Linked DNA regions of Mus musculus: region 1 is linked to region 2. Evidence: chromatin loops called from intact Hi-C (ENCODE). Cell type or tissue: gastrocnemius. All regions are shown on one strand. Links, peaks and the distances in the headings refer to the core of each region. The heading gives the core; the rest is flanking DNA. Region 1 overlaps Cep162 (centrosomal protein 162). Region 2 overlaps Cyb5r4 (cytochrome b5 reductase 4).

Region 1 (16,236 bases), core at 3,300-11,299, 180 kb before region 2:
TCCTGGCTGCGGTCAGATCAAGATGCACAACTCTCAGCTCCCTCTCTAGCACCATGTCTGCCTGGATGCTGCCATGCTTCCTGCCATGATCATAATGGACTAACCTCTGAACTGTAAGCCAGCCCCAATTACATTTGGCCTCTATAAGAGTTGTCTTGGTCGTGGTGTCTCTTCATAGCAATTGGAGACACTAAGACAATGGGCCATTGACAAATGAAAAATGGAAATGTGCTGGCTGGAGTGGTGGGAATTACAAGAAGAAAAAGTGAAGAGGAAACAATGACCAAGTAAAGGGTAATTAATTAATATCAGGTGTCTTACAAGCCCAGAACGGACACGTGACTGGAGTTGGCCATTCAGAAGCAGCTTTGAGTAACCGCTGCTTTAACAAGATGTTGAAATACTCGGTGGTTTGCAGAATTAGAGGAGCATGCTTATAGTAGAGCCTACAGACTGAGGTGCCACCACACAAGCAGAGCGCAAATGTTAGTGTAAGGCAAGGACAGGGTCCTTCAGAGGGATGCATCCATATAGAAAGCGTAAGAATAGTTTTACCCAGCACAGAGACGTTGGTTGAGGACCATGAGAAGGCAGCAGTTGATAAAGTTAGACTTTACAATTATATCAGGACCGGTCTCACCTTGCTGTGACTTCACTCTGATAGCTTACCCAGGTTTTGCTTGACTCTGCTTTTGTAGTAATGCAATTGTCCTGCCGCCTTGTTCACCATTCCTGAGAGACTCCGGAATGACTCTGTTTTGTCTGTATGAGGTGATGCACAGGAGTTGTATTTATTTCCACAGGTGTTCCTTATGGACAAAGCAGTGGTGACACTGAAGCCCTGCACCAAGCTTACTGTCATGTAGCTCATTCTCTGGGAGACACAGGCGAACCAAGAATTGAGGCTAGCACTGTGCAAACTGTCAGGAGCTCCATAAAAGATGGTCTTCAAGAAAACGAAGAGTCTTCAAAGAACGTCTCTACCACCGAGTCCGGTAAAAGCTGACAGACTTAGTGGACGGATGATGGGTGAACAGACAGAATTTCTCTATTTACCATCTTTAAATAGTGACCACTATTTTGCATACAATTTTTGTGGTGATGACTTCTCGGTGTTTGAATGTAATGGGCGTGATCAAATGAAACCCCACCTGGATCAACTCCACAGTTAGAGCTAAATGTAGAATACAGCTCACATTCTAATGTGCCTTGACCAAACTAAGCAGCAAACTTGACACACACACATATATATATTAATAGAAAATAGTATTGAGGTTAAAAAGAAAATACATAACAAACGTGTGTCTGGTCTGGGTATGGATAATAGAGATGTATTTTATAAGTTCAAAGAAAAAGCTCCTGGTGCAGTTTTGTTATACAAACTTAGGTTATTACATATGCCATTTGTTAACTATATGAAGTAGAGAAGCTGTGATTTGGGTGAGATTCAGTGTGTAAATTAAGCAATTTAGGCATCGATTTTGGTTTTTCATTTAACTGTTCTTCTCTCTTAGATTTGCCCACAGTGGAGGAGCTGATGCAGCCTATCAGGATCGATTCCTATGGGATCAGGGCCTTTGACTTGCAGCCTATCAGGTGGGAGGTTTGGGCAGTGCCTGTGTAGGATGGTTGCTTAGCTGAGTAGTGTTTACTGTTTCACTTCACAGGGAGACGTATAGCCGTTTATTCTGTGGAATCGTTCTAGTGAATTAGTGAAAAACACAGGCTTCCGTGTGTCTACCCATGTGCCACTGCTGTCTCCATTAAAATTTTCCTGGTACCAAGAGAAAAAGAGCTACTAAGAAGGTGGTGCCATTAATGAGTTCTAATGTTTTCACTGAGAATATGATTCCTCGTCTTTCAGTGGCACATGGATAGTCGAATCATTGTGAGGGGGAAATTAATTGTATTTTTATGTGAATCATTGGTTTTCTGTTTTATTAATCAGTTCTGACTTAGTCACCAGCTGGCCATCATCTCACTGGCTGAGCTCTGAGGTCATGGGAGAAGTAGGCTTCGTGGAAATCCTGCAGCTCCAGGGTTTGGTGGCAGAGTTTGCAGGGCTCTGTCACACCTCAGGGCAGAGTAACAGTCACAGGAACCTGTTGCAGACAACTTTGCATTCATGTAGCATTTGCAGCATCATATCCTCTCCCTCACATCCTTAGAACATACCAGCAGGCACCTTCAGACTCTTCTCTCAGAGAAAACTCTGAGCTAACGAGCTCTAACCACAGCGTGATGACACTTAACATACATCACATGCTAACAGTAAGCGAGAACTACATATTCTTTGTGTGTGTTAATTCAGCCCGTCAGAAGCTCTGAATATAGTTCCATTGCTTTCCATGGTTCACAGACAAGAAAACTGAGGTCTAAGTTTAAAATAACTGTTCAAGGTCATATGTCCCTAATGTGAGAACACAGGAGGTCCATATGCTAGCCACCTGCATTGTCCAGTCTCTGATTCCTTGAAACATTTCCATGAAACCATCCAGTCATCATCTAATTTGTGTTTCCACATACATTTTGAGCCCCAGCTTTTGCCATGTTCTCATTGGGTAAATCTGCTTGTGATTTCTTGACCTTGTTCCTACTTAGGTAGTTGAAAGGAAAATGACACAGAGAAGCTTAGGCTAAAATCTACCCCTCAAATTGCAAGTGTGGTCTCACACGGAGCTGTGTGCCAGTCAGCATGCAGAGCAGAGCCTGCCACTCAGTGATGTTACAGAGGCTCTTCTTAGATAGCTTGTAAAATTATTTTAATGTTACAAATTCTAAAACATACATTTCTATATTGTTTAAAACCTGAGGACAATACCTTTTCTAGAGCAGACCCTGCTTTGGTACATGCCTGTAAAGGGAATGGCTGGATCATGCTGGATCTGTTTTTACTCTTTGTGATGCAGTATCTTTCACAGCAACTGTACTGGTTGGCATGTCTACCAGGAATGCACAAAGGCTCCAGTCCCTCCATCCTCACCACTACTTTTGAGGATTATCTTGTTTAGGGTTACTGTTGCTGTGATGACGCACCATGACCAAAAGATACTTGGGGAGGAAAGGGTGTATTCACGTTACACTTTCATTCTGCGGTTCATTATTAAAGGAAGCCAGGACAGGAACTCACACAGGGCAAGAACCTTGAGACAGGAGCTAATGCAGAGGTCATGGAGGAGTGCTGCTAACATGGCTTACTCGGCCTCCTTACAGAACCCAGGGCCACCAGCCCAGGGATGCCAGCATCATATCAACCATCAATTATTAAGAAAATTCCCTACAGGCTTGCCTACAGTCCCATCTTCCAGAAGCATTTTCTTAACTGATGTTTCTTCCTTTTGGATGATTTTAGTTTGTATCAAGTTGGCAAAGATGACATCACAAAGATGTGGTACTAAGGGGAGTAAGTCAGCCAAGAAGAAAACAAACACCATATGCCCCTGTGTGTTTGAACTATATGAAATACTTCAAAGTCATAGGACAAAAGGAAGAAAGGCAGGGGCTGCAGCAGTAGCTTGGTGAGGGGATCTTTGATGCTTGCAGAGTTTCAGCTTCACAAAATCAGAATATGGGCATGGGTGCTGAAACGTTTGTTCAACATAACAATCTTAATGTTTTACCACTGAAATAAGCACTTATAATAGTAAAGATGGTAAATCTTATGTTAAATATGTATACCACAAAAAATAATAGAATAAACAGATAGCAAATAAAATGAAAACAAATATAAGTACATGATCCAGGGAACAATAATTTCAGAAATGTCAGTGTAGCCGTTAGCACATTTTAAATCTTTAGCCATTGGCCATCACTTCTCTCTCAGTCACACCTGGGTCAGTGATGCTTCTGGTCTGTTTGGCTCTAGTCAGCTCCACATTCCATGTTCGATTCAGAGGTCTTTGCTAGATGAAATTTTAAATCTACTTGAGGTGTTTGGTTCTTGACCCTCTGGAACAATGACCCCGAAGGCCACACAGGATATATGGCTCTTGTGAGAGACACTTAGGCAGTCTTTGAACTGAAAATTCTAATGAAACTCTTTCTCATATCATCTTCCCAGAGTGAGTCCTGTTGCTGATGTCTAGACATGAAGAGAAAGCCCAATAGGTTTTTTTCTTGTCAGTCCTCTACAAGAGCCCATTTTGTCCTGAGTTCGTCTGGTTTCTTGTAATAGCCAGTCATAGCCAGTAATAACCAGCACTTCCCATCATTATATCTTCTCTAGCCACCTGCTTATTCCTATTTCTCTTACTACCCCAGAAATGTGTCATGTAGTCTGCCTCGTGTGAAGTCGTAGGTAAAAGATTAGCAAATGTTTTGCATGAAAACATAATTACCTTTCTCTAGCCTCTACTATCAGTTTCCTGATACCTAAAGCCCACCTATCCCAGCACTCACATTCTAATGGCAGGAATTAATAAATGACCCCGTCCCAATGCAAGAGAGCAAGGAATGCAGCCTAGTTGGTACCCAGCAAGAACAGGAAACACTTTGGCTTAGCATCTACACATCCTCTGCTGCCCCAAACAAGAAAGAACCTGATATTTCTCCCATTGGTTTTAAGTGCTTTAGGCATTTCCAACATTTACTGAGTAACTGGTCTACATAATATAGAAATTGTAACCTCTTAAACTATTCTTCAATTAAAAATCATAAGATATTCCTATTTTTAGAACCCTTGTGGTTTACTGATATTTAACCAAATATAGGACATTCCTTGAGTTATATTTCTTAGATTTAAAAAAAAAATATGTATATGAATTTTTTCCTACATATATCTCAGTGCACCACATACTTGCCTAGTACCCATGGGAGCCAGAAGAGGGATTTGAAACCCCTGGAACTAGAGATCCAGGCAGTTGTAAGTCAGTCTATGGGAGCTGAGAATTGAAACCAGGTCCTCATAAGAGCAGCAGGCTGTCTGCAGCCCATATTTCTGACTTTTTAATACTTACCTAATTTGTTTCAGTTCATTAAATGGTAAATGCTTTATTTTAAAATTCTGGTGATTTTTTTTTCTTTTTGTTTTAAATTTTTTCTATGCTGTGGTTATTTTATGCTTTTTAGTATTTATACTCCATGGTTTCTTGTTATAAATTATAGTAACCTTAGTCTTACAGAGATTTATTTTTAAAAAAATTTCCATACTTCAAGTACATATTGATTTAATAAGAAATTGTGGCTAAAAATTACTGTGCTGCATTAAAATTATCTGAAATTAGAATTGCACATGCTTGTAATCTCAGCACGCAGAGTTAGAAGGGTCAGGAGTTGAGGATCATCCTCTACTAAAATAGGAGCGAGAGGCCAGCCTGGGCTACATTAGACCCTGCCTCAAGAGAACAGAAAAAATGTAAGCAGGTACATCATACCCTGTGTGTCCTGCGCAGTTGGTATTGGTTTTGTTGTGCTGTGCCGTAACGACAGATTTAGCATCGTAGCTTCATCTCAGTAGTTAACAGCTCATGCGTACGTACAAATGCGGGTGGGTAGCTGAGGAATTCATGCTACCTTCAGTTTATACTGTGCTCTGTTTTATTCTGTAGCCTTAAGAAAGCAACGGACAGTAAAGAAGCTGAATCTGTAGGCTCTTTACCCCTGAAGACAAACACAAACACTGTGTCTCAAGACACTAGACATGCGATCCAATTTCCCCACAAACACGATGAGAGTGTGGTTCTACACAGGACAGCAGATGAGGGCATGGGCAGCAGCTGTCCAGCTACAGAGGAGCATTTGGACAAAATGTATCTGGAGATTTTGAAGAAGAAAACATCAGTTAACCCCTCACTATTACCTCAGGATGACAAAATGAACCAGGTGAGATGTGTGTGCTTGGATTAGTGGGGCTGATGACATCATCTTTGGGTGCTGTCTTTCCTGTGGGTGGGCCTTATTACCAAAATGTCCAGTCTCAAGCTCAAAGTAGCCCCAAAGTAGCATTCACTTTCTTTTTTTTTTTTTTTTTTTTTTTTTGGTTTTCAAGACAGGGTTTCTCTGTGTAGCCCTGGCTGTCCTAGAACTCACTTTGTAGACCAGGCTGAACTCAGAAATCCGCCTGCCTCTGCCTCCCAAGTGCTGGGATTAAAGGCGTGCGCCATTCCTTGTGGTTCTCTCTTGCCTTTTCTTTTCTGTCTCTTACCTTTAATAATGAGTGTAAGACTTGGACAGTTTCAGAAGTCGTCTCTTTATCACCGCATTGCTCATGGCTCATCTCCCTCATGGTCTGCCCCACAGGAGAGTTGGCATTTTACAGGATTGTGATTAGAAACTGTGGCAAAATTCACACCTCATTGTTCCTTCTTTCTCTGTTTTTATGTTTTTTCTTTATAGGTCCCAGGTTCCAGTATTTTACTTTCACTTTCTCTCCTATAAAGCTTCTCAATTCTGTGAAGTGAGGCAGGGTGTTGCATTAGTTTCTTTATTGTTACTGTGATAAAATACTCTGGGGGTAAAAGTGACTTGGGGGAAAAGGAAAGGGTTTGTTGGCTCACAGTTCAAGGTATAGCCCACCATGATGGGAAAGTCAAGGCAGCAGAAATGAAGAAGACGAGAGCAATGAATGCAGTACAGCAAAGTTCCTTTCCCCTTCTGTGTCGTCTGGGATCCCAGTCAGGGAATGACGGTGAGCCTGCTCACCACCATCAGGAGAGTGTCCCAACCGCAGCAGGACTGTCGGGTTGACAGTTCACTAACCGTCACCAGTGTAGCTATTGTTAATGTACTTAAATCCAGAGAAAAGAAGCATACTATTTTGATTGTCATTTCAAAATCTCTTCATCCTGGATGTCTTCATTGTACTGGTAGCCACAGTTACAAGCATATTAGTTTGAAGTACTTTGTCCTAATGCTAACTTTGAGGATAGGTTTCAAAACACTGAAGTTCTAACGAAGTAGAGACCCTTGCTAGAGTAGTTTGCCCTTCACAAACCTCATTGTTTGCTAATCACAATCTTGCCATCTGTTAATTTTCATTTGTAATAGCGGTTGAAGTTCATTCTAATACTAGCGGGCTTGTCCTTGTTATATGCAGACTTCCAGGTCCCAGCTCGGGGCTGGGGAAGAGGTGCCTGTCATTGGTAAACAGGTTCCATGTAAGAAGGCCAGAAGCACACCTTCTTTGCCTAAGAGAAAGCCACAGAGTGGACTGTACGCATCAGCTCGGAGCTCAGGCTACGGCAAACCCAGTTCACCACTCCAGTTATTTTCAGCCCTTGAAAAGAAAACTTCAAAGGATAATACAAAAACTAAAAGTGTGAGATCCATTCCCACCTCAAATCAATTTAGAAAAAGAGGTAAGAGTATATTCTTATCAAGACAGAACTGGATACATAGAGTGCATTCTTTAATTTTCTTTGGTTTTGTGGAATAGTAAAGAACTGTATATTCCTTTGGGGCTGACTTCAGTTTACATTTTACATTTACAGCTTTTGACCCAAGACAGTGGCAGTAAAGACAGTGAAAAGCGGTTGATGAGAATATTGAAAATATATGTAAAGGTAGAATCACTATAGGAGATCAAACAGAACGAGGGTCTGCAGAGCAGGCAGAGCAAGCAGGAGGAACCTTGACAGAATTTGTAGTCTAGGGAAGCTGTACCTCAAGGAGGCTCTGTTCTGCCATTTGCTGCCCACAGGGGAAGAAGCAGGACTGAGAGCTGCCCTTTGGTTTTAACAAGCAGGTAGCCATCAGCAATGTAGGTCATTTCCCTTGAATCGCTGACCGGGCAAAGCAGATTGAATGGGAGGAGGAGAGGAGGAGGTAGAGTTAGTGCTTCAAGTAATAGAACATGCTGGAGGAAAGTGCCTGTGAAAGACAGAAGATGGCATAGCCGACCGGGGGAGAGGAGTTAAGAGATGCTTTGGGGGTCAGTGCAATAGCACTGTGCCACTCCATCCTAGCAACCAGCATTGGTCCTAGAACCAACTCCTAAAGTTCGTCTCTGGCTTCTACATCTCCACACACACCACACACATGCACCCACAATATTAAGTAAATATTTTTAAGTTTTAAAAAAAAAAAAAAAAAAAAAAAAAAAGAGTAACTGGAGAGATGACTCAGCACCTAGGAGCACTGGCTGCTCTTCCAGAGTCCTAAGCTCTAGCACTCACAAGGCAGTACATAACTGTCTAAAATAGACTCTGATGCCCTCTTCTAGTGTGCAGACATACATATAGACAAAACTCTCAAATACATAACATAAATAAGTCTGCTTTTATTTTTTAAGAAAAGAACCTTTTGGTTTTGCTCTTGGTGGCCGTGGTGACTATATTTGTGTATGCTGTTAGGAAAGACTGAGTAAAAGGAGAAGAGTGGGCAGTGTAGTAGGTAGAGGAGTAAGTGCCAGGGTGGTGGTCTTGCCTTAGAAAAACTGTAATGGTGCACAGTAGGACTTCATTAGCTGGCAGTGTGGACAGTCCTGAGTTCTAAGAAACGTGGAGGCACAGAAAGCGAGAACAAGCTGCCAGTTGGATAGATGCTGCTACAGGGAGGAAATGTGAATCCTCCTCGTGTTTGCTTCCTTCCCAGAAATCTGGCATGGACTGTCAGATAGCAGTGAAGATGAAGCAGGAGCCAGCAGATACTAAGGTGCAAGTTAGAAGGTCATTTTGTGATTGCTGGTGAGAACCTAGATCATGCCAGTGTGGGTGAGCAGCTGAGGGAGGGGGCCATTAAGGAACCAAAGCCTGAGGATGGTGAAATCATTGCACATGAAGGCAGATGTGGCACGGTGATTGAGAAAGGATCAAGGTGAACAGTGGGTTGACAGAGTAAAGTTAACTAATATTCTACACTTGTTTTCCCATATTTAAAAATCTCACTGTGTTTGTATCAGAATCAAAGCACATTACTCATTTTTATACTAAAAAATGAAGTTATGGACAAATATGTTCTTTCATTGACCTTTGATCTCTCTTTAGACTGGTGTGTGTGTGTGTGTGTGTGTGTGTGTGTGTGTGTGTGTGTGTGTGTTTATTGATAATTTACCCAGAGTAGCAATACTTACTCAGAACTATAATTCTTTTAGAGTGGTTAATTGTTACAGGTTGGGTTCCTTGGGAAGGAAACTGGTATGTGGAAGTGTTGAGAATTCGGTTCACATCAACATTGGGTTTGAATAAAAAAAAAAAAGTCCTGTTGCTTACCCAAATAAAACTCTTTTCTTTGCGATGTTCGCACTGATCCAGAGATAGTTAAGAGCTACAGCTAGGGAAGGAACCAGATCCCTTCATTCATGTAGAAGAATCCAGTGTGACTTCTGACTTTTTTAAGATTTATTTTGTGTGTGTGTGTGTGTGTGTGTGTGTGTGTGTGTGTGTGTGTGTGTATGTGTGTGAATATGTGCACATGTGTACAGGTGTCCACAGAGGCATCAGATCCCTCTGGAGTTGGAGTGGATGTGGGTTTGAGGTCCTCTGCAAGAAAAATACATGCTCATAACCACTGACCATTCTCCAGTCCCTCCAGCTCCAATCTTACAAAATGATGTCTGTGTCCACATTCTGTCCATGAAATGACAGTAGAGCAGCCAGATCCTCAGTGTTTTCAGTAGGATTTCTTCCCTGGAACACTTACCTGGAGCCTTTTGCTTCCATCTTTTGACTAGAGCTGTGGCCACCACAACTTGCATATGGTTTAAGAAGCCAGTTATGTTGAGCTAAGCACACCTCTCTGCTCATGACAGAGCTAGATATCTGTTAGAGGGAAGGCAGTGTCCTTGGATTACAAGGACAGATTGAGAACCACTGTTAGAGATTGCTAAAGCCGAATTGGTGTTTCCTGGCTTCTTGTCAGTGTTAGGTATTGCCAGTCACTTTTTTAGAAACATGTGAAGCACACTGAATGTAATAATGACCATAAGGAAAACCTTTATATGCCCCTCCCAAAAAAATAGAAAGATGAAATCTTTCTGTGAGCAAGTATTGAATTACTTCTTCTTTTAGCTTTTCTATATTTTCAAATACATGGTGATATTTTTAATTTAAAAAACACTATTCTTAAACAGTTGGATCTTGAGGAAATTGCTACAAACATACAAAATGTGAAGTGACTTTTACCTTTAAGGCAACTGGATAATGCTTATTGAATGATCAGACCTGGTCGCATTTGAATGTGGGCTTTAAGACCCAGCGAGGTATCTCCTCTACAGTCCTTATTACTAACTGAATGGTGTGCCAGCCTCACAATTATCTCTACCTTTGGAGATTTAGAAGTTACTGTGAAATCAGAAAATCTGGCCAAAATATAGGTTTGTCACATTCTTTTCTAATTTGTTAAATGATGCTCTTGAATTACAGCAGTACTATTAACCTTTGAATTCAGACCTAGGTCAGCTGTTATGGTGGTCTCTAAATTGTTCCATTGATGGTGTAATACCATCACACATCGAGTATCAAAATAGTGCTCAAGTAACAGTGACTCTCAACTAAAACTGCTGATGATTACCAGCTTTGCTCTTTCTGATTCATCATAAGGATATCCTTACTGTAACCATCTTAAAGAATAATTTGTTCAAAGGTGATAAAGCCTTAAAGTCACCCTGCTTCACAGTCTCCTCACATTCATTTAGCTCCATCTGTCATTTCAAGTGTCTTGGGTCAAAAGTAGATGTTGACTGTGGGTGACTTGTGGGGATGCAGTGACCATAGTGTAAGGACTGTGGCAGTGTGGTCATTTACCTTCCCTTGCCTGTCCTCGGGCTTACTGTCCATCATTGCCAGATGCACCTCCAGTCTTGTGTTTGTAATGTTTTCTTCTGTTGTTCTGTTGTTCTGTTCTAAATATTCTGCAATATTTAGAAATACTATCTGGAACAAAACTCATCAAGCCTGCAGCTTCGAATAAACCATCCCCTCACCGTGAAGGTAGCCCAGCTACACCCAAGAGACCTGAAGACCCCTCAGATGATTCCTTTGTTCAGTTACAGACTGTAGGTATTGAAGTTCATCTTAGTATTTTTAATTTTATATCTTAAAATTATTTTAAGTCTAGATTATAAAGTATGTGTTAATTGTACACTGTATATAAGAAAATATCACAATTGAAATTGATTAATATATACAAATAAAATATGAAATTTCTGTGTTCGCATTGCTCTTACAGTTTCTTTGTAGTGGAACTTTTTTTTCTTTTTTTCAAATTTCTTGTATTAGATATTTTCTTCATTTACATTTCAAATGCTATCCCAAAAGTCCCCTATACCCTCCCCCTGCCCTGCTTCCCTACCCACCCACTCCCATTTCTTGGCCCTGGTGTTCCCCTGTACTGGGGCATATAAAGTTTACAAGACCAAGGGGCCTCTCTTCCCAATGACATCCAACTAGGCCATCTTCTGCTACATATGCAGCTAGACACACGAGCTCTGGGGGTACTGGTTAGTTCATATTGTTGTCCCACCTATAGGGTTGCAGATCCCTTTAGCTCCTTGGTTACTTTCTCTAGCTCCTCCATTGGGGGCCCTGTGATCCATCCATTAGCTGACTGTGAGCATCCACTTCTGTATTTGCCAGGCCCTGGCATAGTCTCACAAGAGACAGCTATATAGTGGAACATTGTTAACCATGTCGCTTCCAGTCTTTATTTTTCTGTTTGTGTTCTAGTCTTAAAGGTTCAGCTAGTATAATGAGGCAATGCTTCTTTTTTGAAAGGAGCCTTTGGGATCCTACGGTGGGAACAGAGAGAAAGAGTTACTAATGTTGAAAAGAGCTCAGGATGCGGAGGAAAAATGGACGGGTGCACAAGCACTGATGGAGCAAATGAAAATGACATTCTGTGAGAAGGAGAAGGAACTGGAGAACACAGTGGAAAGCCTCAAGAGGCAACAGGAGAGAGAGCTCTTCAGACTGAACCAAGAGAACTACATTCTCCAGGCCAAGGTAACAAACACACCGCTCTCTTCTGATTTTCCTTTTTATTTATTTAAAAACAAACAAAACAAAACAAAAACCCTATGCTTCCTACTAAATTCCTTGTCATCCTTGGTGCCTGGAGCTGTTGATGATGTAATTGCCACATAAAATGCAGACTTCATTCTTGGTTCTCTCCTTACAAAAGAGTGAACTGGAAAGAGGAAAAGGGAAACTGGCCCATTTGGATGATTTTCCTGTATCAGCTGCCCTTTTAAAAACACATCAAGGAGTTCATTATGGCCTTCAGAGAAGTGAGAGTTTTAGCAAAAACAGCATGAGATGGTGTAGAATCAGTGTGTTGCCATTAGTTTCTGAGTCTCTTCTCTCCCCAGAAAATCCCTGTGCTGACTTGACCGTGGTCATAGCACTTCCCAGTATGGTCACCAAGGGAGATGCTTTGTGTCTAACAACCCCTTTATCTTCCTCACTTCATTTTACTCTGTGAATAAAACAATTCCTCCATTTTCTTAAAGTTAAGTAGCTTTGAAGAAACAAGCAGAAAACAGAGGTGGCTACAATTTGGAGAAACATCTGACCCCCTCACTGGAGAGAAACTGAAACAAATTCAAAAAGAGATACAAGAGCAAGAGACACTTCTTCAAGGCTACCAGCAGGTGTAGTAATAATTATAAAAATAAGGCATATTAAAATACTGCTGTGGTCATGTAGCATTCAGATATAAGTAAGGTAATAATTTGACTAGTGGCTTCCTCCACACACACCTTTTCTCCAACCCCCCCCCCCAACCCCCACTTCCCTCCTGGGCCCTGGGACTCACTTACTTTCCAGGAGGACCTCAAGGTTGCGATCCACCTCCCAAGTCCTAGGGATAGACATGCACTGTCTGTTGTCATGAACGTTTATTAGCCAGATTAAAGTACCTAAGCGCATCATTTCTGATTTAATTAGAAACCTAGTTTTCAATATTAACTAATGTCTGCTGTGAAACCATGTGCAATCCTATCATCCTTCAGTCTCTCTGAGGAGCGAAAACCTGGACAGGTTTAATTAAGACTTACCTTCCTCTTCTGCCTCCCTTTCTGTCCTGTTTCTCCTCTCGTGTCCTCCACCTCATTGCAGTGTCTTTTACAACTGCAACCTAAGTTCTGAGCTGTATTTTATCCCCCAGAGAGGATTTGGCGAAAGCATTGTCACATAAGTTGCTCTGAGTGTTTTGCCAGCACACACTGCTGCCCCAGTGTAGTGAGAGCCACTCAGGTTCTTTATGCCCTGTCTCATCTTGCCATACAGAGAGGGACTTTAAGATTTCATACACCCATAAGTATGTCTGCTGTCGCCTCAGAAGACATACGTAAGTTGTGTTGACGTGCCTTCTGCTGGGCGATGGTCCACACATGCTGAGGTGATCCGGAGTTTTTGCTACCTCCTCAAAAGCTCCTAATTTTCAACAAATTCTCAATGTAAAGTGAGGTCAGTAAATCTAATCATAGATCCATCTGTTCCATATCTAATTACCTCACTGTTAGAAGCCCCTCTGACCCAAACTAGTATCGAGTCTGTAGTCCCCCTGGGCTTTCTCACCCTTCGCTCAGCACATCGGTGATAGGATGTGGTGACTCCATCTCCACTCTTCTTTATACATTTACCCTGAGGAAGTGCAGTTTACTACACTCCTTAACCACTAGACCCTTCAGTTTAGGGAAATTCTGTAACTTTTTTTTTATGTTTTTTTAATTAGGTATTTTCTTCATTTACATTTCCAATGCTATCCCAAAAGTCCCCCATACCCTCCTCCCCCCAATCCCCTACCCACCCACTCCCACTTCTTGGCCCTGTACTGAGGCATATAAAGTTTGCAAGACAAAGGCGCCTCTCTTTCCACTGATGGCCGACTAGGCCATCTTCTGCTACTTATGCAGCTAGAGACATGAGCTCCGGGGTACTGGTTAGTTCATATTGTTGTTCCACCTATAGGGTTGCAGATCCCTTTAGCTCCTTGGGTAATTTCTCTAGCTCCTCCATTGGGGGCCCTGTGCTCCATCCAATAGCTGACTGTGAGCATCCACTTCTGTGTTTGCTAGGCCCCAGCATAGTCTCACAAGAGACAGCTATATCTGGGTCCTTTCAGCAAAATCTTGCTAGTGTATGCAATGGTGTTAGCGTTTGGAGGCTGATTATGGGATGGATCCCCAGGTATGGCAGTCTCTAGATGGTCCATCCTTTCGTTTCAGCTCCAAACTTTGTCTCTGTAACTCCTTCCATGGGTGTTTTGTTCCAACTTTTTTTTTTTCAAGTAAACATTTTTGGCATTTCCAAAAGAGTTGTGTCTAGTTAAGTTGCTGTCTAAGATAATAGATGTATGAAAAAGATTTTAAATTTATAAAATTAAAAACAGGAAATTTTAAAGATCACTTAAGTGATTTTTCTATTAACATTTCATTTTATGTTATACTTAACTAAAATCCATTTTTCTGTTTTTTAAAAAGGAAAATGAAAGGTTGTATAATCAAGTAAAAGATCTTCAGGAACAAAATAAGAAAAATGAAGAGCGAATGTTTAAAGAAAATCAGAATTTATTTAGTGAGTTGGCCTCTTTAAAGTAAGTTCTTTTGAAGTTTTTATCTTTACATGTACTTAATGATTTCTAAGCATGGTATATTAATAATGTGGGGTTTTCTTGAAAATGGCACTAGTGCATCTATCTTTTTTCATTTGGATACTGACTTCCAGTCTCATAACTCACATTATATATTGAGATGATTTTTTCTTTTACTAATTGATAGCTAGTATATCCACATGTGAGTTTGACATTGCTTTTAAGAAACTGAAAATAGAGCATTTGCCTTTGTCCATAGATAAGCCTAACATGCTTAATTATTCCCCAAGCAGTGATTTGACTAACAATTCAGAAGTTAAAAATAAGAACCACAGCTTCACCTTGGCCTTAGGTTATGTAGAAACAGAATAACATTAGGGTAATTCTGGAAAGAGAAAAATAAACAATAATTGTAGAAAAATAGAAGAAAAGGAGGAAGGAGAGGATATAAAGGGTATGATCTCACAGAGCCTAACTTCACTCTGGTGCCACCGGGGAGCTCTGAAGAGTAGACAGTTGCTCCACAGCTTTCGCCCAGCTGAGCAGTGGCTAGGCCAGCCTTGGTGGGAACGCACCTGCAGGTGTGCTGATTTGATTCTTGAAAATACTTCCATCTTCTTTCCAAATGTTCCTCATAAGGATCTCTGCAAAGATCCTACCTGAACTGGAGATTTTAGCAAGTCCTGGTTCAGTCCTCAGTGTCATCCATGCAGCAGCCATGCCTGATGACACACACCTGTACTCACAGCTCCCCGGACGCCATCCTCAGCCGCACAGCAGTTTAGAGAGCAGCTTGAACTCCATGTGACTGTGCTAGACACTAGATAAAGAAATATCTTTACCACCTGCCTTCTAGAAGGGACTCCAGAATCCCAAACTAAATGAACTTCCACGATCAAATAATCTATTTAGATGATTTATTTAGAACATTAAGGCTATGTTATCTTATATAGATTTCTTGAGTGTCTAAGAATTTAATCTGAGGTCCAGCTAGGTTTTGGTTTTATTTGTTTCTGTGTATAACCTTGGAGTTTGTGTTTGTCAGAAGATAGGCAGCAACAGTGAGACCAGGAATGCACAGAAAGCTCCAGAAAATCAGCACATTTTCTGAGACACTTCATTTCTCTGAGAGTTAGAAGCAATGGTTTTAAATTTCAATTAAACCAAAATGGAATGATTTTTGTTCTTGTAAAGTGAAAAGTACCAGCATTTCCCACTACCTTCCCTTTAACATTTCTAGAGATCCATGTCATTTGAGTTCATTAACAGTATGTTGTATTAAATAAAAGAGGTACCTTGGTTTTTTTTTAAGAAAAAATATTTTTTTTAATCAGAGAACAGATGCACAAAAATCATTTTCTGTCTCAAGCAGTTGAAAATACAGAACCCACAAAAAACCAGAGTTTTACAGATCTTCTAGCAGAATTACGGGCGGCACAGGTAAGTTGAAAAAGGATTTTAACTATTTTGGTTATTAGTGAAGTTATCATAGAAATTTCAGAATGTGTAAAAAAAAATCTGTAACAAATATGTAAATAAAATATATTTGAAAATTAAAAAGTATCTAAGATTAGTATTAGGTATTCCTGTGACTTTGATACGCAGGAAATATTGGAAACTGGTTTAAATGGACTCTGTTCTACAGTACAACCTCTCCTCAGGCACTTATCATACAGAGCCACATTAGAGGCACTGCATTGGGGCACACATACACTTTATTTCAAATAAGCTTCAGGGCTGAAAAGATGGCCCAGCTGTTGGTAAGGAGCA
Region 2 (16,236 bases), core at 2,924-10,923:
CACATCGAATCTCTCACAGATAATAGGATCTAACCACAATGCATCTTTAAGCACAAAGAACGGCAAGTGTTATGGACACATACCCTTAACACATCGGGGTAAAACATGATGAAAAAGAATGCTCAAGAGTGAAAATTTTCATATATGATTTAGAAATTAGTATTATTAAATTCATTCCTCTTTAATAGTATTGTTTAAAAAAAAAAATATATATATATATATACCTGTCCGGTTTTCTAAATGGCAGTGACAAACCAAGTCTTAAAAAATACTCCTAAAGCCAACTAAATGTTTTACTACTGCAAATGGGTGGATGAGAACTGATTCCTTCAGTTATGGCTTTATATTTAAATACTGGCCATAAATCAAGGAGGGAGGGGGCTTTCTTGAAGCCTCGATTTAACAGAACCTCAGAAGTAGAACTCTGTAACAAGACTGTCACGAATCTCAGTCCTTCTATGTCCTCCCATGCCAATACCACTAAAGTGTTCAAGTCCTTTCAGTCCTAACTGTTTAAACTCTTGCTTCACGCTGTAACATCGTAGGGATTTCTAACTTACATATTGCCTCATCAATTTGTATTGTGCTGATTTCATATTCAGGCAATTCTCATAGAAAGGGAAACAGGCTAGTAAGATACAAAGGCATATCCAAGTTACCTTGCAAAGAATAGCTTTCACCAACTAAGCTCAACAGATAACTCAGACAGTAAAATGGGGAGAAACATGCCACAGAATTTATTCATTTCTAGTAACTATGAATATTTCCAAGGTGGTAGAAAACCATAGCCAGGCAGTGGTGGCACACGCCTGTAATCCCAGCACTCTGGAGGCAGAGGCAGGCGGATTTCTGAGTTTGAGGCCAGCCTGGTCTACAGAGTGAGTTCCAGGACAGCTAGGACTGCACAGAGAAACCCTGTCAAAAAAAAAAAAAAAGAAAGAAAGAAAGAAAGAAAGAAAGAAAGAAAGAAAGAAAGAAAGAGGAAAGAAAAGAAAAGAAAAGAAAAGAAAAGAAAAGAAAAGAAAAGAAAAGAAAAGAAAGGAAAAAAAAAAAGCATGGATGCTTAGGCAAGGGCTGGGGGAGGAGGTCCAAGGTCCAGGCCTGAGAGAAGTGACTGCTCACCATGTTCTAGCAAGCATCTTCACAGGTGCACACTCCATGGTACATGTGTGCCAGCCATTAAGAAGCCCTGGTGAAACTATATGAACTATATGAAAATGTGAGCAGTCTCATATAGTTCAACCTGAATTTAAGGCATGTGTTTTTGTGCACACATGCATAGGTTAATCTAAAGGCTCATACTGCTGTTGACATGTCAAAAATATGACATGATTAAAAAATATTTTTGCTTAATACCAATTTTATGGGTTGTTTATTGACAGATCTTTATTATAGGAAAAAACAAATAATAAAACTTGAGATTACATAAATAAAATTGTTCATGTGTCCATGTATACGCTCACATACATATACATACATACATTCATAATCTTCATTCTGAGGAATAAAATGCAGTCAGAAGTACCACAGAATTTAAACTAATAACAACTGCACTGAATTAAAGATAAACAACAGGATACTTTTCCTTCTGATGCCTGTGTTTGACTACATCTCCATCTGATGCCCATGAAGATCTGGCATGAGAACACACTGTACTATAGATTTCTAACTTACATGATTGTTTTCAGATTAAAATTCTTACCTAAGAAACATACTAATCTTAAAATGTCAATAAATTTAATTAACACATAACAAAAACCTAAGAACCATATGGTGGTTGCCTTGTCAGTGCAAGGTGGACTGACAGCAAGTCAGTAATACATTGTAAGACAATTCAGCTCCACTACAGTTTAGATCAGGATTTAAGGAAAAGAAAGGCAGAAGCAGAAATTGCCTTTGCTCATTTGTCAAAGAAAATGGACACCTAAACATGGGGCTATTTCCAAAGCAGTGAATCTACTGTGCCCTTTACCCGGCTCCAGTGTCATGCAAGAACATAGCTGAAGCTTTCCTGCTTAGTTTCCCTATCCTTCCTTCCCGCCACCTTCACTCTCTCTCTTCCTTTCTTCCTTTTTTAAAATTCAAGCTTTCTTTTTTTAATGGTGGATCAGGACTAAAAGAAACTTGTAGCAGGGATAAAAGAGCTCATATAATGCCTCAGAAAATTACAGGGAAAACCAGTTCAATGACAATCACTGATCTCCAGAGGCCAGCCCTCATTTTCAGTATCACTGATTTTGACTAGGCTTGTATCTGTCTGGCTAGGCCTTTTCAATCACTAGGTAGCCACTGGGCAACAGGCTTCATCCTCTTAGTAGCACTTTTCACTCTCAGTGACTGATTCTAGAGAAAGAAAAGAAATATAATACAAAACAATGAAAAACAAAATCAGGGGAAAGAGAAGGACGAGGTTAAGTCACATTTAGAGAACTGCGGCTTTCTTTGCATACAAAACTTTCAAAAGACTGCGAGAGAGAATACTGTTCCCTAGAGGCTCACAAATCCTGGCATCAGACTTCTCCCTAGAGAAAACATTCAACTGTACAGGGAATACACTGGCAACAAGCCCAACCCTTCATGCACAGCTGTTAATCAGCTGAAACATGAGCAGACACTTGAGAATCAAAAATATCAAAGACAGCATCTGGTATGAAACATCAAAACAAAGGACAAACAAGACTGTGAGACAGGCAGGTCACAGAGGGGAAAAGAGAAACCACTGGAATCCCATCCCTTACTCTTTAAAAAGATGGACTAGTGGGGTCGCTCAATGGTTAAAGGTGCTTGCAGCCAAACCTGACAACCTGCATTTGATTCCCATGACTTAAAGACAGAAGAGAATCAGCTCCTGCAACTGTCCCCTGACTTTCACGTGCAGGCCACACACACACACACACACACACACACACACACACACACACACACACCACCCCCCAATGAACGAACAAACAAACAAAAACCTTTAAAAGAAAACACGAAGAACAAGAGTACTGCATACCTGTATCTTTCTTTGGAATGAAAGAATCATGTTTCTCCAGGTGATCACCAAGACATTGCCAAGAAACACTTTCTTTCTTTTGTAGGACAATCTCTATTTTTCCAACATTTTCAATAACCCGTACTGAAATGAGGAGAAATTTTATTTGTTTCACTAACATTAAATGTGAGATATTATTTTAAAACCAACCTTTTTCATACAGTCACACTGTATGCTATTACATAATGATGATGATAATAGAAAAATAAGACTTTGTTTACTTAATAAAATTGGTTTTTATTTTATCTGATGTTAAATCAGTTTATTTTAGATTCAGATTGGCTAATTCCAAACCAACTTATCAAGGTCAGATATTGTATGTGTAGCATTCAAAGGGGCACAGATAGATCTAGCCAACAGCTTGGAACCTAAGTCACATTCAATGGACCCACAAAACCAAATTAAATGTATTTCCTTTTAATTTTTTAATTAAAGCTCAGAAGTCAACAACACTGAACCTAAAATTATAAGAACAGACTCAGAAGACTCAGCACCGAGGAAGGCCATGGGAGTCCATGGGAATCTCTGATCACTGAAAGCCTTCTAGATGCTCTTCTTCCTTTCTCGGGGACTAGAACAGCTCCACATGTGGGGCCAATAATAAATGTGGACTTCTAGGCCCTGACTTAAGTCTGATGAGGTGGACATGCTTTTAAAGTTGTAACACACAAACTGTCAGTTTGCTCAGCAGCTCACTGTCTGTTCTTCCACACTGTGAACCTGGCATCCACATGACTGCATGAGTCTATGAAAAGTGTTCCTTTCTGTGTGCCTATCCTGCATGTGAGGAGCAGGGCAGAGAGGAATCACAGAAAGGAGACAGGACTACTTCTAAGGAAGAAAAAGAGGGGAAAAAAATTAAAGAAGACCAAGGAAGGGGCTGGAGAGATGGCTTAGTGGATAAGAGCGCTGACTGCTCTTCCAAAGGTCCTGAATTCAAATCCCAGCAACCACATGGTGGCTCACAACCATCAATAATGAGATCTGACACCCTCTTCTGGTACGCCTGAAGACAGCTACAGTGTACTTAGATATAATAATAAATAAATCTTTAGGCTGGAGCAAGTGGGCTGACTAGAGCAAGTGGGGCCTACCGGACCAAGAAGAGGTCTGAATTCAAATTCCAAGCAACCACATGATAGCTCACAACCATCAGTATAGCTACAGTGTACTCACATACATAAAATAAATAAATAAATAAATAAATCTATCTTTAAAAAAAAGAAGACAACAATCAAAGAAAAAGAAAATAGGAAAAAACAGAAACACGAGTGTACTTTAAAATGAGTGTATTTTTTTTAATTAGGTATTTTCCTCGTTTACATTTTCTAAACCTTTTTTTTTTTGGTTTTTTTTTTCGAGTCATGATTTCTCTGTGTAGTCCTGGCTGTCCTGGAACTCACCTTGTAGACCAGGCTGGCCTTGAACTCAGAAATCCGCCTGCCTCTGCCTCCCAAGCGCTGGGATTAAAGGCATGCGCCACCACGCCCTCGTTTACATTTTCAATGCTATCCCAAAGGTCCCCCAAAATGAGTGTATTTTATGACATGAAAATAAATATGTAAGAAAATAAGATAAAGGCCTTGATTTCTTTCTTCCTATGAGTGTGTGTGTGTGTGTGTTTGTCTATAAATCTATATCTATATATGCATAATTTGTTTATCATTTTTGGTACTTACCAGAAAAATTTTCTTGAACTTCATGGCTTAGCCCTGAGATTATATACAAAAAAAAAGTTTATCATTACCACTAAAATTCAATTCACAAAAATCAGTCCTACACCTGTAAGATCATTTTTAATGCACTATTTCAAAATGCTTAGGACTAGAAAAATGAGAGACTAAATGAAAATGAATGTTCCTAACTACTTCCATTTTCCCATATCTCTTTCTGCTAACTAAGGAGTAAATATTTCAGCATCACAAGCTGGTAACCCACTTTCTCCACACTGACAATCCTACAGTGAGCAGAGCAGGTGAAAGAGAAGGCGACCCTGGGATTCAGGCTCCATTGTGCAGTCTGTGCCCTGTTCACATGGGTCAGACAGTCAACTTAGCTGCCCTGCCTCTTTCTTATAGTTGAACATCCATTCAGTGCCCCCAAAACAATGGGGGGGGGGAAACAATCTATAAGCAACAAACACTTTCAGGTATTATAGATATAATGGTTAACATGAGACAGACTTTGCACTTAGTAACATCTATTCTAGAAAAGGAGAATGCAAGGTGTGGCTTTACCACTCTCTCTAAATCTCAATGTATCAATATGATTATCTGGCATCTGAATTCTCCAGTGTTTCAGTCTTTCCAATAGAGCACTGGCATCCAGGAAGAGCTTACTTTTTATTAATTTTGTTATGTACATAAATGTACTATGATTGCTTGTAGCCCTACCTTCTCTCCCTCTCCTCTCTTCCTTGGCCACCTGTCCTCTGCCTACTTAGCTCTTTCTCACATTCACGTCTGTATTGTTTGTGTCTCTTTGGGTTGGATCATAGTCATCTGTGTGATCTTTGCACTGAACTATCCACTAGAGCCTGGTGGGTTCACCAGTGTGCATGCAACTCAAGATAGTGGCTCCCTCTTGTCCAGATTCCATCAGAAACCTATACTTCAGTAACAAGGGATAGGGTCCCACAGGCCTCTCCCTTACCTCCATCCCCCACCCATGAATGCCTGTTGAGAAGGCCTATGCTGTGTATATCTAAACCAAGTAACTGCAGTGGCTGTGAGTTCATAATTACATAGGTTATGTCAATTAGAGAATGGAATTTCACTCCCCTTGTTCTTAAATTCCTTCTATTCCCCCTCCCACAGGGTTCCCTGAGCCTTAGGAGGGGTAATAAAAATGACTTCTTTAGGGCTAATCCCGCATTTGTCACGCTCATCATCTTGGGTAGCCAAGTGTCTCTGTATTCACTACCATTCATTATGAATGGTCTATTCACTATGAATGGAAGCTTCTCTGGTCAGAACTGAGATTCGCCTGTCTGTTTATGAACACAGATATTTAGAAGGCACTTTGACTTTATGTCTACCTAGCTACATAGGTAGCAATTTTCGTCATAGGCTTATGGAATAAGTGGTTCTGGGTCAGCTTTACAGCATCAGGTGTGGTGTCCTTCTGAGGACCCAATCCAATCAGGGAGAGGTTGATTATCCTTATCACAGTGATACCACTATTTCCTGGCAGGTTGAAGCTTGTAGTTCATAGAGCTCCCTGCCCGGGAAACCCTTGTTGCCTTTCTCCCTCCACAGCCTGCATAACACTTCTGGTACTCTGAAAGCTACAAAGCAGGGAAGAGGTTTCCAGCTCAATCCTAGCATGAATGTGTATGTTGAATTGCATATTTTGTACTGGAATTTTTGTTTTTTATATGTGTGCAAGTGAGATTCCCCCTCCAATACAAATCCAGTTTCTCCAACTTCCTCTGTCCTGTAGTATATGAAGTACCTTGATGGCCTTGGAATACAGCCAGCTACATGTTTTCCTTTGTGGTCTTGAAGTCAATCAGAGTCTCAATACTCTGAAAGATGCTGCTATCCCATGGGCCAAAAGATCTTAAAGTAGCTATAGCCCAGAGCCAAGTTCCCCAAATCCTCATATAAGCTCAATTTGACTTCTCCTCTGCATCACTATAGTCATCACGAGGTGTAAAATCCCATTCTTTAACAGTCATCCCATGATATGGGATAGCCCCTGAACTAAGTTTCCTAATGTGTGTCTAGACAAGACTTTGATGGTTAGGGATTCCTTCTCTGAAGAATCTCACTTCGGACAGTGTGGAGACACTTGTTTTGGGAACTCCTACCAGCACTGCTTTGGGGATAACTCTCGTTACAACTCAGTTGGAAAGAAAATCAAGATAAGCTGTTGACTACAATGAGAACAAAGTTTATATATATTTGAAAAGAATAGTAAATGTTGGAACTTAAAATGCTAATGACTAAGGCTAGCTTTTCTAGTGTAATTAGTCTTTCCCATAAGAGGCAAATAGGCGGTACGTTAGTAAAAAAGACAAGAATTGGGGGTTGGAGAGATGGCTTAAGAATTCTCCCTGCTATTCTAGAGGACCCAAGTTTAGTTACTAACACCCAGGTTGGACGGCTCACAATCACTTGTAAGTCCAACTTTAGGGGATTTGATGCCGTCTTCTGGCCTCTGTGGGAACCCACACACATACAAAGAGACATACACACATAAGTGAAACAAAAACCAAATCTCTTAGAAAACTCTAATGAAGAGAAGAACTAAGCATTCTATAGGGAAGGCAGATTCCAAGAAAAAAAGCTTAGGACACAAAACCTTCCTGACACCGTGACCCTTTAATATAGTTCCTCATGTTGTGGTGACCCTCAACAACAAAATTATTTTCACTGCTGTCTCACTTTTGCTACTGTTATGAATCATAATGTAAATATCTGATATACAAACCCTGTGGGGGTCATGACACATAGACTGAGAACAACTGCTTTAGAGGTTTGATGTTCATCATCTATTGAATGACACTGGGGTCAGGGGTCGGGAGTTGGTAAAGAAAAAAAAAAGTAAATTCTGACTGAATTTAGAATTAAAGGAACTTCTCTTCATTAATAAATAACAAAGTAGTGAGCAGAGTTCTGAGAGTTGAGAACTTCAACCTGTTTTTTGTTCAATCAACTGCCACGTTTAAAGCATTGTTGTGGGAGCTGGGAGTTGGTAAGATGGCTCAATGGGTAAAGGTGCTTTGTTAACTGTATCTTTTATTCTTCTGTAGAAATTCTTGTTTCTGAGGCTTACTGCTTCATTCTGTTAACCTAGGCCTAGTCCTGGAAGCTTCTAGCCTCTGTACAATCTTATCTAGGGCTAGAATGTTTTTAGCCTGAGACTTGCTTTCTGGGACTCTGGCTGGCTGGTCAACTCAGCTATTCTGGCTCAAAATATCTTTCCATGCTGACTGATTCAATCTGGTTTCTCTCAGCTTCTCCTGAATTGCACTGCTCGGCCTCACACTAACTCTGGCAATCTGTTCTAATTTTCTTGCTCCTTTTCATTCTCTGGCTCATTGCCATCACCTTGTCTAGCTTGTTCTCTCTCTCTTCAACCTGTCTCTGTAACACTCTCCAGTGAAACGGCCTCACCCCCTGCACTGCTCCCTCTTATAGCTTTCATCTCACAAGAGTTGTGCATATCCTATCCTGTCAAATCTTTCTTTGATTTGTCACTTTGTCTGCCACACAATTAGGCATCACTTTTAAACACAGGTGCTTCCTACTACAAACTAACTTTACCTTCATTGTTTGGGACTAAAGGTGTGTGCTAAGTCTGAGCCACACCACAACTACGAACAGATTTTTCAATACACAGTCTCATCAAATCAAATATCCTGCAACACTCTTGGATTAAACGTGTGTGATAGAGCTGAGCACACCATAACCAGAGACAGGTTTTCCCAGTGTTCAGTCTCGGGGGTCACAGTATGATCAGATATCCTGAAATAGTGCTTGCCACATAAGCCTGACAACCTGAGCTCCCTCCTTTCCTGGAATCCATGTAAGGGTAGAAAGGAGAGGACCCAGTCCACAAAACTAACCTCCATACATGTTGTTATGGCACTTCCACATACACACCAAGCACAGATACACAATAACAATTCATTTTAAAACACTAGTATATATTTGCTCTTGTTTGGGGATATTTGTGGGTGTGACATATCTATTTTCCAACTAGAAATACGTCATAGTCATAAGAGGAGAAAACAAGGAAGTCCTAGACTCAAACTCGTTATAAGTGAGAAACAGGATCCAACACTTGGTTCCAAACTTCAGTGCTGACTCGTTGCTTCTGACAGCCCCAAATCAACAAGGCTTATCTCTGGGCTGTGAGGAGATCAGCAACTGAGGGACACGATATGAACTTGCAGTTCAGGGTGTTTGGTCTCTGCCTTTAACATCCTGTGACAGAGCTGGCAAGGATGGGGCATCCCCAGTAAGGAATGCTCAGATGGTGACCAAAGGTTTCCAGAGATTTATTTATAGCTATCAAGTATGAGAGACTTTTATGATGGATTCTGACCACATCTGATTGCTTGAAGTCAGGTATCTGTCATGCAATGGACAGCACATTAGACTTCTGATTGCCTAGATTTTGGAAAGGGGGTCATGCTTTCATTTTTATTAGCATGAAGGAAAACAGTAACTATAAAAGGATCAAAAATGACAACCCAAAGCAACAATAGCAAATAAAATATCACAGCACTCTCGACTGCAGAGCAGGCTGCTGCCATAATGAAAGGAAGCAAGCTATTCTCATGAATAAGAATGCGATACTCACCAACATGTACAAGGTAAGAGTGATCCTTGATGACTGCTTCTGCTCTCAAGGAGTCATCCTGGAGGTCAACGATTACTGAGTCTAAACTGATATTCTTAAAAGGAAGTAAAGACAGAAAGATTAAAGCATGAGACTGACCCCAACAACCCCATTTGTGGGGTGCTGAGTGACATTTTCATGCACCGCTTTACAGATCTCCAGCAACATAAATATTACTCCTGGTTCTCATTTCTTTCTCATTCAAGGCAATTCCTACCCTTCTCTGGGCATCGTTGTAAGTCTACAAAGGTAGGACTAGCACTAAGCAGACATGTGCTCTGTTCAGTATCCACCATGGCTATCTGGTTTTAGACTATCTGTAGAACATCTGCTAGTTACTCAAGAATATTATTTTTGAGAAACAATGCAGCAAAAAAATAAAAAATATAAGCCAGAAATCAAAATCTTTAGCTATTTTCATTTTGGTTTTTCCACTACTGTGTGATGCTGGAGAAGTACATAGCCTATTAATGTCAGCTATGAAAAGTTTACTCAGGGACATTTCAGACATCTTTCGTTTCTGTGCAGACTTAGTGAAAGTGTGTTGTGCTTACAACTTACACCATGTGTTGACTACATCATCCTTTAGTAGTCTCCCTTTTCTTTGGTCCCTGCACTTCAAACCCCACAGGAATTAAGGAAGAGCAGATCCCAGCTTCTCTGGGGCTGCCCTCTTAGTTTTAAACTGTGGGGTGAGGAAAGAAGAGCTAGAGGGAAAAAGCACATAGGACTAGTGGTGTGTTGAGCCAACTCAACTGTTATCAGTCAAGAGGGTGGCCATTCCAACACAGTGTTCAAATCCCCACTGCAGGAGAGAGGAGGCCCCTGCTCTGATGAGGCTCTGCACTTCTATAAAAGTAGCTTGAACTCTGGAAAATTCCAGGGATTTCCTTTAGATCCACAAGGCTCAAGTGTGGAAGCTCAGCAGGCATTGGGCTATGTGGCTGAAAACATCTAATGGTGCTTGCTATAGAAGAGGAGGTGCCATTCAAAGACCCTGTAAGTGAATGAGCCTTTGTTACACAGGGGCACCTGAAGGCCAGGACAGTTCAAGCGTATTAAGTCTCAGCAGTATAAGTTCTCTAATCTCAGAAGATGTCATGTTATGGTGAAGTTAACTGGAAAGCACACACAATATTTAAGAGATTTAAAGACTACACAGCATATCTGCCAGGTAGGAGCCAGAATACCTAAGTTCTAAACAAATTAACCCTTCTTTGTAAAGTGGAGAGAACAGTGCTTTCTGCCTTGACGTTGTTGTGAAGAATGAATTGGTTAATATAAGAAAAGATTGTAGAGCCGGGCAGTGGTGGCGCACACCTTTAGTCCCAGCACTCGGGAGGCAGAGGCAGGCGGATTTCTGAGTTCGAGGCCAGCCTGGTCTACAGAGTGAGTTCCAGGACAGCCAGGGCTACACAGAGAAACCCTGTCTCAAAAAACCAAAAAAAAAAAAAAAAATTGTAGAAAAAGGACTCATATCAATAAACTGACAAATATTACTATTTGTTTTCGATAGATGCTTACCTTTTGTTTGGTGTATACAACAATGGTGACTGAAGACTCTGTTTGGAACCAATCATAGCTGTAAGTAATCAAAGTTAAGGTAAAGCTGATTAAGTCAATACTGATTATCTATGTAAAGACAGCCACATGGAGGCATTCTTAGTCCCTTAACAAAACTGTCCACAAACTTATTTAACCCTGTGTATAACAAGGTGCTTTTGTTAGCACAGACCACTGGAGGGGAAAAGAATAACAAAAAAGAAGCCTGAGTGCATTTAAGGCACCATGAACAAACATTTGGTTAGGAAAATTAGTGTTTAAATTAAAGTATTTCCATTAACATTTATTTAAAAAAAAAAACTCCACCAAAATAGGTATATAAAGATTGAATACTAAGATAAATGGTGGCATGGTTATGTGAGCAAATAAAAAATGCTTTCACAGAATACTAACAACAGATACTGCTCACAGGCAAGACCGTAACCGTAATTTGATTATAGTGTGGACAGGTGGTGCCTAAGTCAGAAAGCACCATGTTAGGCAGCCAGGTCTAAGGTTAATAGGGTTACAACTGGTTTTCCTGTTTCTATGTTTTCTAAACTTTCTACCCTGAATACATATTTTATTATCAGAAAAAAAAAGACAGTGTTTTAAAGTATTTAAAATGAATCCAACTTTGGTTACTTAAAATCTGTTTATGGAATAGTTCCCGCTGCCTCTGCATCTGATAAATGAGGTACTGCAGTTCGTGCGCTAAGCAAGACTGACTGGCCGGAAGCAGTAAACCAACCCTTTGGCTCTTTCCTATAACGTTTGTGGGGTTGTGCAGAACTGCTATCACTCTGAAATGGTAAGAGTAGCATACCTTGGAGAACTGAGGTCTTCCCTGGGCAGTGTGTCTGTCACATCCCTGGGCAGTGTGTCTGACATTTGGCTCTTGGGAAGCATGCCTTCTCAAAAACAAAACAAACAGCAATTTATCTACATCACACTTGACCCATTTTAATAAATATACATACATACATACAGGACATAGTAATAAATATGCTACTAAATGCATTTTCATAAGGCAGAGAAACCCTTGTCACCAGCATTTTCTTTATGTGTTTTCCAAAAGCTTACTCTCTCCCAGTGGTAGCCATTACTGTGACTTATGACACTAGAGTAGATTTAAACTGATGGACATGTATTAATGGCACTACTTACTATATAGAGAAGAGATGATAAGACATGGTGTCCTTTGGTCTGGCTTTTTTGTCTACCCTTATACACATTACAGTTCTAAGGAGTGAAACCTACCACAGCACAAAGGAGATCAATTCCAGATACCTCTTAAAAATCAAGAGAGCAGCACAGAGATACAGCTTATGAGAAGAGAGCAATGCCAAACTTAACAAATCTATCTTGATTTCAACATGTACAAGAAGAAACCATAAAACAAATCTTACATGCTATCCTCTGGGAACACGGGGTAAGCCCAAGTTAGAACAGTGTAAAGAAGTACGGTAGTCCAAAAGAACACTCTCCCTCTCAACAGTGCTAGCTGACCAGATGACGGCAGTTTAAGGGATCTGGGCCCTATCGCACAACAAAACTCATCTATCCCACCCAGGATTTTAATCAGCTGTTGGAATAATGATACAAAAAGCAGGCACATTACATTTGCAAATATAAAGTTACCATATAGACTTAGATAAGTCAAATGTAGAGACAGTTACAAAATACAAATCTATACCTATGTACATAGATACGTACACAAAAACAGATACATATGCACCTCACTGCTATACAGGATCCAAGACACAACATGGATCGGCTCCACAATGAAGCGGGATGGTCCACATTTAAGGCTATTTTTAATTGCAATGTTAACTAGAGTGCACCAGAAGTAAAGATACAGAAAGCCACACATGGTAGGTAAGAGGGACGACTATTTCTGTAACATCACAGGAGAGTCACCATCAGATGGAGCCCAAGATCAGCCCTGCATTTACTGCAGTCTTACACCATAACAACTCCAAACATCATACATGGCAAATTACAGACGATTTTCTCTCTTAAAAACATTGTAATTCTACTGCAAACCTAGCTTGCTAACTCTATTTCTATAACTTGGTTTTGTAAAAGGGGAGGGAAAAAATATCTGAATCTACAGGTACAATAACATAATTCAGAGGAGCCCCATGCATTTCATGAATGGGTATTGACCACCACAGCACACTTGGATGCTAAAAGGACAGTGCCAACCATGAGAATGTCCATACTGCTCAGTCAAGGAGCAGCCTAGAGTAATAAGCTACTGAAATCTGTCAAATGCCTAAGAGACCACCTTAGCCCTATTTTAGTCACTATAAGCAGTTATGCATTGGGCTCAAGATTTCATGGAAGCAATTATTTTAAGAGGAAGAGGTAAAATAAGGGGCCCATAATGTTCTAGTAAATCCCTTAAGCTTGGCTAAGCAACAGCAGCTTTTGTATTTTAAAAAAGTCTGAATACTCCAGACAATTCTGTGTAGCACTATCACACATAAGCATGTAAATATGAGTAATTTTTATTATTAACTTATATGACTTACCATTTAAGACTCTCTTTCCTTCATGACAGTCTGTATTTGGAAAGGAAAAAGTCAGATAAGAATACTATAACATGAAAGAGAACATCAAGTCATTTTCATTGGTTAACTATGTTATTGTTAAACAAACAGAATAAAAATTACAAGAATAGAAATGGGGCTATTATACATGTTCATTATATGTGAACACATATGATCTATTTAAAACTTATATAAACATCTTTCTATAACTCCCATTTTGTGTAACATTTTATATATGAGGTAATTTTCTAAATAATTTTTTTGTCTAAGAATGTATAAAAAGGCCAAAGTAAAGAAATAAAGTTGTTGGTTGAGTAGTTTGGCTTGGAGAGCTCTGCCGCATCCATCCACCCATCTGTCTGTCCAAAAAAGAAGAAGAAAAAGAAAAAGAAAAAGAAAAAGAAAAAGAAATAGGGTTATGACATCGAAGGTCTTTCTTTCAAGTAAGTCACTCTAGTGGAGACCATCAGCCCATTGCTCTAGATAGTGGTGTGTGTGTGTGTGTGTGTGTGTGTGTGTGTGTGTGTGTGTGTGTACACATACATCTGTGCATCTCCCTCCCAGTATTTTGGTAGATTTATTTCTTGACCCCCTACTCCCAAGTGCTGGCAATGAATCTGTGGACTCTGAGAATGCATAGCACAGGTTCTACAACTGAGCCACATACACATCCTAAGAGCACTTACACCCCAAGCTTTGTCTGAGATCTCATATTCTAACTTAGTATAGAGAAAACATAATATACTGGTTGTAGTCTATAAAATACAAATATTAACACTGACTATTATCAGTCTGTCAGTCTGTAACTATACCTATACTATAATAAGCATAAGGTCACCAAAATGAAGCAAATATGTTAAGATTTTCATATGTACATATGATACAATTATTAGAGTTAAAAAACCCAGAAAACATTTTTCAGGTATATTTTTCAGGATAGCAGCCAACTCATAAAAGTTTAATATATTTTAATAACCACAGAAGTGCTACACAATTATGGTCATAATAATTCCCTCAGCAAGTTGTTACTAGCTTTAAAAAGTTTTAAAGAATAACCAACTAAAATAACATATTCAAAATGTCAAAGATATCACAAGGTGGTGTTCCCCTTCCCACTAGCCTCAGGATCCCTAAACGTGTGGTCCTTTTGTCTAACCTCCTAAGGGCTGGAGTTACAGGTGTGTGACATGTTCAGCTTTCAAATGTTTTGTCTCCTAATTTCTGATAATCCAAACTCCGATAACCTCCTCTAATTCACTCCTCCAACACACAGTGATAATAACTAAGAAAACCAGACAGTCATCTTTCCCCCTGTTAATCAAAATAATCCTATGGCTGAAAGGACTCTTACTCTTATTTACATTCCTCAAGAAGAGGCCAAGGCCTAAACTGACCCACAGCTCCTCAGCAAAGCCAAGATGTAATCTGTCTCCCCTGAAGCTCCACCCTACTTTTCTTGAAAAGTTGTTGTTTAGTACTTCCTAACAACATACAAGACTTGAAGCAGGATAAAAGAGACACCTCAAATGCCTACTGCTTCTCAATGCCTACGAACCCCATTTACCACTGTAAGGGAGCACTGACGTCCCTTGCCTGGTCCTAACTGTCCCCCATCAGTGTGACCTGTGACGGCTACTGCAGCTGTGATTATCTGCTTTACCTGAAAAGAAACAGCGAGTTCACAGTGCTGCAAATTAAAGCCATCTCCGGGTACTTTAGAGCCGTGGCCTAATGCATTTCATTTGTCATGAAAAAAAAATCTGTTTTTACCCAAGGCACTCATAGATTTTGAAAATTTACTCTAGGTAATTTGTTTCTAGGAAAAAAAAAATTACATCAGAGGACTATTTTGCCTAATGTGCTCTGACTTCAATCTGCCATAACTTATTGGATTTTTTCAGAAGTAACTCCCTCACTGCCCATTTTTTAATATAAGAAAATTCCAGTATGAAGAAAGCTTCCTCTTAAATTATTTAAATTACCTTCACAATTATACCAGTCTAAGTTTTAAAAAGCTGAGTCATATAAACTCTTTTCCATGTTAAACACATTTACATTTTCATCATTTTAGTTTCCCTAAGAAGAAATTCAGTATTTGTCGAAAACTAGTTGCATCATTTGAAAGACTCCATGAAATACAAAACTGACATCCTTTCCTAATGTTGGCTAAATGTTCCTAATGTCTGGCTAAAGCCTCTCTTCTGGAAGAGCTCAGTTAGTCAGAGGCTGCAGTCAGCTGCACTATGCTCTTCAGTGTGGAGGGGGTAAGGGGAGGGGGAAAAGCTGGGGGGGGGGATCGGATCTTAAGTCTAACTGTAATAACAGCAGCCAATTCACAAAAGTCTAATGTATTTTAATAGCCACACAAGTGCTACACAATTATGATCACATTAATCCCCCAGCAAGTTGTTTGGAGTTTTTTAAAGTTTTAAAGAATAAACTAAAATAACATCCAAATTTTCAAACTGAAAGATGTCACAAGGTAGGAAGGCTCCCCTTCACACTAGCCTAAGGATCCCTCAAACTTGTGGTACACAGACACAGACACAGACACACACACACATACACACACACTCACATGTTGCTGAGATTCCAGGTGGCTGGCAAATTTTGCTTCAGTTAATTCCTCAACATCTTTACAATGCTCATCCGTGAGTATAAATGTGTGAAATATTAAAGTTGCGACGTGTGTACTTGTTGATGTGTGGTCATGGCACAAAGGCAGATGACAGAGGCAACCTTTGGGCATGG

Evidence for each region. Peaks named below come from ENCODE experiments on the same cell type or tissue, not always from the same donor. Only the 100,000 strongest peaks of a DNase experiment are listed, where the experiment ranks them.
Region 1: a loop joins it to region 2, with 2.0 times the contacts of the local background. A loop is called at or near these places in 2 of 42 quality-filtered maps.

Annotation. Positions count from the first base shown.
Region 1 is chr9:87,216,738-87,232,973 of GRCm38, reverse strand. It overlaps Cep162 (centrosomal protein 162), which reads left to right. Exons shown (of 27, transcript NM_199316.2): 10 at 804-995; 11 at 1,515-1,596; 12 at 5,547-5,820; 13 at 7,034-7,295; 14 at 10,800-10,930; 15 at 11,649-11,876; 16 at 12,383-12,523; 17 at 14,357-14,469; 18 at 15,801-15,906. Among named protein-coding and RNA genes, the nearest start is that of Cep162, 31 kb to the left of the region's middle. In gastrocnemius, for the core only: no CTCF peak of the experiment used is centred there; no DNase peak of the experiment used is centred there.
Region 2 is chr9:87,035,987-87,052,222 of GRCm38, reverse strand. It overlaps Cyb5r4 (cytochrome b5 reductase 4), which reads right to left. Exons shown (of 16, transcript NM_024195.2): 5 at 13,468-13,497; 6 at 11,757-11,841; 7 at 10,913-10,970; 8 at 9,350-9,443; 9 at 4,717-4,749; 10 at 2,999-3,121. Among named protein-coding and RNA genes, the nearest start is that of Cyb5r4, 22 kb to the right of the region's middle. In gastrocnemius, for the core only: no CTCF peak of the experiment used is centred there; no DNase peak of the experiment used is centred there.